2 separate regions of the Mus musculus genome follow, and region 1 is linked to region 2. Evidence: chromatin loops called from intact Hi-C (ENCODE). Cell type or tissue: gastrocnemius. All regions are shown on one strand. Each heading gives the region's core, and the rest is flanking DNA. Links, peaks and the distances in the headings are about the cores only.

Region 1 (4,388 bases), core at 76-4,075, 180 kb before region 2:
GGCACTATATTTAGAAGCAATAGAATTTGGGGGAAAGTTTCTGGGCAGCCACCATTCCTATCCCAGGGTACAACAAATCTTCAGGTGTGGTGACGTAGACACTTCTTTGCAAAGTGCATGTGACCTAGAAGCTGGGCTCTGTAGTGAAAGTGCTTAGGAACCAGTGTGGTCTCTGAGAGAGCACGGAGGTCAGCAGACTATGAAGCCCATGCCTCAGAATGAGGAGGTCACTAGGAGCCTGCCAGGAGTCAGCCAGCATTACAGCTGTCTTTCACAGAGTGTATGGGAATGGGTCTGACACCACCCAGGTGTGTGTGTGTTTGCATGCACACACTCATGTGTACAGATACCCCCTTCTACAGATCCATGTGATGATGTCAGTCCCTCCTGAATAGTATTTCTTCCTTAAATTGTGTGAGTGCTGTCTAATCTACTCTCATCATGGACAATCACTCCGTGGCATTCACCATGGCTGGGGATTTGCATGCTAGAGGGTGTGTGTGGATCAAAGGTGAGATCTGGGGCTGTCTCAGCAGAATTCTGCCCACCAGTGTGTACTGAAATTTGATTTTGCTTCCCATTTCCACAGAGTCACAGGTGATCAGACTGACTAGGGTGGGACCAACACGGTTCTGCTTTCCCATGGTTGATAATCTTGAGGATACAGGCTGACTATGCTACTGCTGGTGGTGGTAGTGATGTCAGTAATGTTGATGGTGGTGGTGGTGGTGGTGGTGGTGGTGGTGGTGGTGGTGGTGGTGGTGATGCTGATGCTACTGATGATGATAGTGATTGTGATGATGATAGTCATGGTGGTGATATTGATAAAGGTGATGTGATGATGATGATGGTGGTGGTGGTGGTGGTGGTGGTCATGATCGTGATAATGGTAGTAGCAGCTGCAGCTCCTACAGCTGTCAGCTGCGATCGTAAGGTAGTGATTGGCATTCTACAGTGCCTTGTCCCATAAATAACACAGACTGCTAGCTAGTGCATCTGGGTGACTAAATGAGATCATTCAAGTAAAGGTTTGTGCAGAGCCCAGCCATTTATGACCCAGGTAACTCTCTGTGAAGATTCCTTACATCACACCACCTTGTTCTGATTTAGAACAGGCATCTATCCACACAGAGGCATGTTTATGTGCTCACCCACATCTGAAGTCACCTCAGGTGCCATCCAGAGCCCAAGCATAGCAGAGAGAGGCCTGAATGCAGGTGGGTTCCTGGGGCACACACCATAGGTCTGTTGCACCTCGGTAGGCTGCTCAGCGGGCCCAGGACTCACCCTGAAGATCAGAGAGGTGGTGTGGAGAGCTGTAGAGGGATTTCTTGTCCCTCCTCAGTCCCTGGGAGAACCCACACCCGGGCCCTGTACTTTACATCTTTGACTTATTTTGCAATGTAAGAACATTCGAGAGCAACAGTCAAATCTGTGTGGGTAACAGGCATAACACTGAGGACCAGCAAGAAACAACCCCAAGGGGCCAAGAATGCAGGCAGGTCTGAGGTGTGAGGTGTGAGGTGTGAGCAAGGCTTTGAGAGAGCGGTACAGAGTGGAGTCAGTGCTGCTCTGATGGCGCAGCCAGTTGCCCTCTAGGTTTAGCCGCTATCTTGTAAGGTGACTTAAACCTCTCTTGGCCTCACTTTCCTTCTTGAGGTAAGAGTAGACAGAATTAATTCTGTCACTATAGGTGCATGTTCAGACCAAGTTGTTTCCACCATTATAACCATCATCATCATAACTACCACTATCAGCATCTCCATCATCTCTGTCATTATCACCATATTGTCATCAGCATTACCATTATCACTACCATCACCACAATCATCACCATCACCACCATCATTATCTTCACCATCACTAGCAACACCATCACCACCATCATTATCTTCACCATCACTAGCAACAGCATCACCAATATCACTATCACCACTATCACCATAACCATCACCATAACCATCACCATTACGATCGTCACTATCATCAGCATCCTAACCACCATCACCATCATCAGCATAGCAGTCACCTCTATCACTATAACCACACTCTCCACCACCATCATCACCACCACCCCCACTCCTCAACTGGTTAATAGTTAGTCTAGCACACACTTTGAGTATAGAAGACAGAAGAGAGAATTGTTAAGTGACAAATTCAGATTTCTATGTCCTTCCCTCCCAGTAGGACTCATTTGGGCTGTTGGGGGTCACAGAGGCAGACATCAGCACAAAGACATGAAGTTGGCTAATCAAAGTGTGCTTGAGTCTCAGGAGACATGCCGGACTCTGGGATTGTGCAGTAGACGCAGGTGGGATGAGGCACCATCCCACAGAGAGAAGAGCTATGGGAGGCAAGCCTGCCGAGTTCTCAGACCAGCATCTCCCTCTGGCTAGGTGACCTCTTCTCTCTCAGCCTCTGCTCCCATCTCTAAAATGGGGACACACTGAGACATCAGGCTCTGCCCTTAACAAGCCTCTTGGGCCTTCCCTGAGCAACCAGTAGGTGGAGCTGATGGGCAAGTAGGAAGGAAAGGGGGGTCCTGTAGTAGGAAGAATTCTGGGAGCAGTCTAGTAGGGTCTGGGAGGCCTAACAATACTTCCTGAGGACACAGGAGCCACATTACCTCTCTGGGTAAGGGTACCAAAGCAGCCATCCACAGGCATTCCCAGTGTTCCCTGTAAGGAGTCACACCCTTCCTGTGGCAGCCAGACACTGGGTAGGTTCTGGATGTCCATCTCTCTACCTCCATTTTGGATTGGTCCCTGAGCCTCATTATCCTCCCTTCCCACTGTTTCTGCCCAGATGACCAGCTCATGGGAAACTCATCTCCTATCCTAAAAACCCAGCAACAGAGGACATTTCTGGAGGGGGGAAGTGAGACATTGTCTCTGCCATATCCAGGGTTCCCAGCCCTGGGGGCAAAGCCAGGCCCTAATGAGGCCCGTGAGGCCTATAGTCCCTGCAGAGCATTGGCTGGTTCAGGGCTACAGTGCCACCTCTGGTTGCAGACAGTGTCAGCCGCAGAGCTCTTGATGGGCTCTTGCACATGCTTTCTGCTCTCCTTTCTTCCCTGGGGTTTCCTTGGGATCTGACCTTTGTCTGTTGATCTGGCCACCACAATGTTCTGAGCAGCTGGGGGTGTAGGGCTGCCTGAGCCCTGCCCTGTTCCCTCTTTTAGCAACAGGCAGAGCACATTAAAAGTATTTGCCAAGCCCTCGTTGGATTGGGGATGCCCGGGATAAGATTGGAATGGGGATGGCAGATTGCTGATTGAGGCCACAGTGGGACTCATGGAGATTTCTGTCTCCATGGCTGTCCAGAAGGTGAACAAGAGGCTGGGGTGGAGGACCCCCTCATCATCCCGCCGCTTTGCCTGCAGCTTCTATGCCACCCAGCTCCCATATTGCCGTGCACACCCATATGAGACCTGAGGGCCGCAGCTCTTCACCATCTGTGATGGGAACAGTTGTAGCCCCGCAGGCTGTATGGGCAGCCCTAAAGTAGGTTCCCTCACTGGCTAAGGTTGTTTTAAAGCCAGAAGGTGCAGTGTGAGTGAATGACTGACTGACTGACTGAGTGAGTGAATGGATGAATGGCCCCTCACCTCTAGGGTTCTAAGGTCACTGGGAGTTATTGCTCATAAATGGAACCTCTGTGACCTGAGTTCTCCCAGCTCTCCTGATACACCTGACTGTGACTTCTGCCTGGCTTAACCCCAGAGGAAGGGTTGCAGAAAGGAGCCCTTTCTACCAAGAACTGCATTAAATCACGAATGCTCGCCCACCAGGAAGTCCTTCCCACCCATGGTTTCTTCTTCCTGAAGCCCCACAACCCACCCCATACAAAAGTGAGGGCTTTGCAGAGAGCAGATAACCAAACAGGGTCTCTCTCCTTCACACTTGACTGCTCTTAACCTTATATCTCTATAGCCTGGCCCCATGGGTGCTGTACCTGCAGCCGGCCAGCTCACACCAGGTAGAGTACAGGCAGTCACCAACAGCTGAGCTGTGTGCCTCTTGGCTGTGGTACGGTGTCAGGGTGGCTTGCCTAGCTCAAACTATCTCTGCCTTCATCGGTTACCATCTGGAGCCTAAGGCAGGGTGCCCCAGGCAGACACCTTCCCAGAGTCTTTATTTCCCTCACATCCCCATGTCAGTGCTATGGACAGAGCTACTGTTGGGTGTGTGCCTGTGTTCCTCCCACTAGTCTGGGAAGCCCTTGAGCACTGCCACCAGTTAGTGTGAAAGCCAGCGGTCACACAGTAACAGCAACAGGTGACAGCTGTCTCAGATGGAGGAGAGGGAGAAGATGGACTGAGCTCCATGCAGAGAGGTGCCCTGGGGGACTGCACGTGGTCTGGGAGTGAAGCTCTGGGGTGCAGCTTC
Region 2 (4,388 bases), core at 276-4,275:
GCACCCGCCTCGGCCCTCCCCCTCCCCCTTTTCTCTGCCCGGCTTTGATCTCTGCTTAACAACAGTAACGTCACACGGACTACAGGGGAGTTTTGTTGAAGTTGCAAAGTCCTGCAGCCTCCAGAGGGCTGTCGGCGCAGTAGCAGAGAGCTACAGACTCCGCGCGCTCCGGAGACCGGCAGTACAGCGCGAGGCAGCGCGCGTCAGCAGCCGCCACCGGAGCCCAACCGAGACCACAGCCCTCCCCAGACGGCCGCGCCATGGAACACCAGCTCCTGTGCTGCGAAGTGGAGACCATCCGCCGCGCGTACCCTGACACCAATCTCCTCAACGACCGGGTGCTGCGAGCCATGCTCAAGACGGAGGAGACCTGTGCGCCCTCCGTATCTTACTTCAAGTGCGTGCAGAAGGAGATTGTGCCATCCATGCGGAAAATCGTGGCCACCTGGATGCTGGAGGTAAGAGACTTTACAGGCTGCTAGCTTGGGACCCCCTGGCAACTTGTTGCTATCACCAACATCTTCCTCCCTTCTCTTCCCTTCCGTCACGGAGTTTTCCGGGTGCGTTGCTAGGACTCGGTATTCACAAAATAAATAGATTGGGTCCTTTTGAACGAGGAAGGTTTGGGAGTTGGGAAGATGGGAATTCCTTTTCCTGGTGGAGGGCAGTCGGGGAGGGGTGCCTTCGAGGGAGGACGGTGTCAGCGACACCACAGAGGGTGCAGGCTGAGCTTCTGTGGCCCCCGCTTGTGCCCCATTCCTGCAGCGCCTCGGCGGGGGCCGCCCCTGCGCGTTTCGCCAGCTCAAGGGGGGAGGGGGCATAAATTTGATTTTTAAATTAATATCCATGGACACGTATGCAAGGGCCGCTCGTGCCAATATTATGCGCCATCTTTGCTCCTTTATTGCAAAGCAAAAAGTGTTTATTAATAATTGGGGGCAGGGCAGGGAGCGGCAGTAGGGGCGCTGGGACAGGCACGAGGGGCCTCGTGGCGGCCGGGAATCACTAAATAAGACAGTGTGAGGAATATTTGGGGTGGGGGATTCTTTGTTCAAACAGCGGACCTGGGTACCCCGCACACGCTGCCTGGCCCAGAGAAAACGCCAGGCTGCAAGGTCGCGTGGCCCCCTAGTCAATGAGACTGACTGTTGTGCGTGCGGTTCTGGATTTGGAGGAACCTGTCTAGGTCAAACTGGGGGCGGAGGGGGACAAAAGCACATTTTCAGATGTTCAGCAGGAGACTCAGGGGTCCCAAAATATTTTAAAATAATTTTTAAAGTGAGGCATAATGCCCTTGTAGAGGCAAACAGCGCCCGCACCCTGCAAAAGGGGGGCCCCCGGAGTTTGAGTTGCTGGAGCTCACCCCCCGATGTCCACTGAGCTCCTGACCCTCGGCTTGGATCAAGGGTCGTCCGATGGTTATTTTCAGGTCGTTTTTAGGCACCTAGTTATTTTTTAAATATTTTTAAATATTTTTTGAAAAGATGACGTCTGGGAAATGCAGCGCGGCGGCCTGGGACGCCACCATTGTGTCTCGCGTGCGCTCGAGCGGCGCCCAGCCCCCGGCGCCCCGCCAGCCCCGCGGTGGGGTTCTCTGGCTTGTGGCTTCCTAATTTCAACAGGGGACCGGGGTCTCCGTGGCCACCATTGCTTCGACCGGCCCCGCCAGCTGCCCAAAGACTTTCCCTTTCAGTTTCAGGGTGGGTGGGCACTGGGAACCCTCGGAGCAGGAGCGCATCCCAGGGAGTTGGCCACCGGAATCCCTCTCTGTGCAATCTAGGAGAAGGGAATGGGGTCGTATCGAGCGACGCCCCCCTCCCACGTTGACGGTCAGGGTCCGGATCCCCGCAGGTCTGTGAGGAGCAGAAGTGCGAAGAGGAGGTCTTCCCGCTGGCCATGAACTACCTGGACCGCTTCCTGTCCCTGGAGCCCTTGAAGAAGAGCCGCCTGCAGCTGCTGGGGGCCACCTGCATGTTCGTGGCCTCTAAGATGAAGGAGACCATTCCCTTGACTGCCGAGAAGTTGTGCATCTACACTGACAACTCTATCCGGCCCGAGGAGCTGCTGGTAACCACGTAACCCACCACCGACAATCCCTCTTTATGCTGGGTGGTGGGAGCTGCAAATGGCAGGAGATCCAGCCATCCATGGACAGATCTCCTGCCCCACGAAAGGCACCCGCACCGCACCGCACGACACCGAAATGGCAGTGAGCAGAATGCCAACCCATTCTACCTCTGTGCCCGCCCTCTTTCCGTACTGGACTCCCCACCATGTCTGTGGTGAAACCACTCTGAAATGTGGGCGGTGTGCGCCCCCTAGCGACGTGCAGGCCACGGCGCTGGCGGTGGGAGATTCTTTTTGTCCGCAGTCTGTCCCCTTAGTATTTCTACAGGCACATTTTGTTGTTTACCTGTATGGGGTCCCGGGTTGACCCAACTCTTTAGACCTTCTCGAATCAGCCTGCCTTCCTTTTGACCGTGTTCCTCATTCTCTGCAGCAAATGGAACTGCTTCTGGTGAACAAGCTCAAGTGGAACCTGGCCGCCATGACTCCCCACGATTTCATCGAACACTTCCTCTCCAAAATGCCAGAGGCGGATGAGAACAAGCAGACCATCCGCAAGCATGCACAGACCTTTGTGGCCCTCTGTGCCACAGGTAAGGCTCCACCCCCATTCTTCCCAGGAAGAGCGGGCTCCTTGCCACTCCCCCTGGGGTTAAGGCCTCTTTCCTTGCTATCTATTCTGAGCCCAGGGTGCAGATAGTTTGTTGGAGAGATAGATGATACTGGGTGGCACATTCTCTTGGCTAGTATCTTGGAGACCTAACAGAATGACACAGCTTCCCTGTGCCAACCTTTCCACTGCCAGGAAGTGGTACGGCCACAGCATGCTTTCTGAAGAGGTTTTTGCCTCTTTTCCTAGGCTTCCTGCCTTGCCTCTGTTCTTAAGGAGCTCGAGCTATAGAGCACACACACACACACACACCAGCTTCTCCCAGGCTGAGCCACCTGCTAGGGGTTCCTACATGGATGGGACAAATGGTCCAGCCTCAGCCCCACGAGCTACATACAGTACAGTCCCAGAGCAGGAACTTAGAGGCCCCACCAGGGGTACTGCAGGCCAGTACTTTTTGGCTGAGTCCTGGGAGGGTTGGCTGGAAACAGAGAAACTAGAACCTCCCTATGACTCCTCCAAGGGACCCTCCCTGGCCCCAGACCCCAGGTAGATTAGGCTGACATAAGTCATGGTAGACAGCCATGCAGGAACCCACACACATAGACAACCCTGCTACTTCTGAGTGGTTTCAGTACTACTTCTGACAGCTGCTCCTCACCTCTAACTGAGAACCCTACCCAGGAGGCTTAGCAATATTGAGGGGGTGTGGTGTTCTCCCACCTGTTGAGGACCCCCTTCCTCTGTGGCCCTGATCAGACCTCAGTTGCTATAGCTGTTTGGCCTGTGATGTCAGAAGGGCCGGTAGAGTATCTCCCCCCACCCCCAACCTCCACCTCACCCCCGCTGTCTCAGTGACATCTTCTTATGTCTGACAGCCCCATAGCCAGTGTTTCTAAGCTGCTGGTGTGAGAATTTGGAAATTCTAGCTTGCCAACTACCTGCCGAGAGTGCTGAGCCCGCCCCAAGGGTACCAAACAAGGGGGTGGCAGATGGGAGTAGCAAGGCCATCAGTAGGCTGGAAGGATCTAAGGGGTGGGGGTGGCCCTGCTGGCAGTCAGGGAGGCAGCTGGCTGGGGTTTCTCTGAGGAGAGCGGAGCCTTTGGAAGCTCCAGGCAGCCTTTTATGGAGCTGAAAGTGCCTTCAGAGAGGCAGCAGAGTTTCCCAGAGATAACTTGGGGATGGAGAGGCACAACCTCCCCCAGGATAGTTCTGGCAGTAGTGTGCCCCTCCCGGGACCCCTAGATGCCAGCAGAGTAACCAGTAAGCGCTATATCTGGGTACAGCTGGACTCAGCTCTTCCAGCTCTCCTTACTGCCTTTGTCTGTGCCCCTGGAATACAGGTGGGGGTAAAGGACAGCTTGGTGACCTGCGGTAGGCCAGTGTTCTGTGGTCTGGAGCATTTGTTTCTCTGTAGGAGCAACCAGCTCCTTTGTCACACAGGAACCACTTTGGGAAAAGGCCAGTGTGACATCACCGTGAATGGAAAGATGCTGACATCAAGGCCAGGAGATCTGTCGTCTGTGTGACAGGGGTTCCCCCTATAGGAGATGGGAAGGCATAACTTCCCTTCTGCAAACCGCCCCCCCAACCTGGATTCCTGACTGCAGTTGAACAATGTGCTAGCTAGGGTTGGGGTTGTTAACACAGGTGGCCAGAGCGCTATGTGGATGGATACAGACAGTGGGAAACTGAACTTAATGAAGTATGT

The links. Hi-C counts contacts between places; a loop is a spot of excess contacts. Peaks named below come from ENCODE experiments on the same cell type or tissue, not always from the same donor. Only the 100,000 strongest peaks of a DNase experiment are listed, where the experiment ranks them.
Region 1: a loop joins it to region 2, with 3 times the contacts of the local background. A loop is called at or near these places in 32 of 42 quality-filtered maps.

What each region holds. Positions count from the first base shown.
Region 1 is chr7:145,112,975-145,117,362 of GRCm38, reverse strand. No RefSeq gene overlaps it. Among named protein-coding and RNA genes, the nearest start is that of Gm46023, 46 kb to the right of the region's middle. In gastrocnemius, for the core only: a CTCF peak has its summit at 2,499 (motif pointing right); a DNase peak (open chromatin) is centred at 2,534.
Region 2 is chr7:144,935,566-144,939,953 of GRCm38, reverse strand. Ccnd1 (cyclin D1) reads left to right here and starts at 123. Exons shown (of 5, transcript NM_007631.3): 1 at 123-458; 2 at 1,852-2,067; 3 at 2,501-2,660. The coding sequence starts at 261. In gastrocnemius, for the core only: CTCF peaks have their summits at 2,325 and 4,210; DNase peaks (open chromatin) are centred at 2,291, 3,057, 3,750, 4,163 and 3 more places; H3K4me3 peaks cover 2,236 bases; H3K27ac peaks cover 1,775 bases.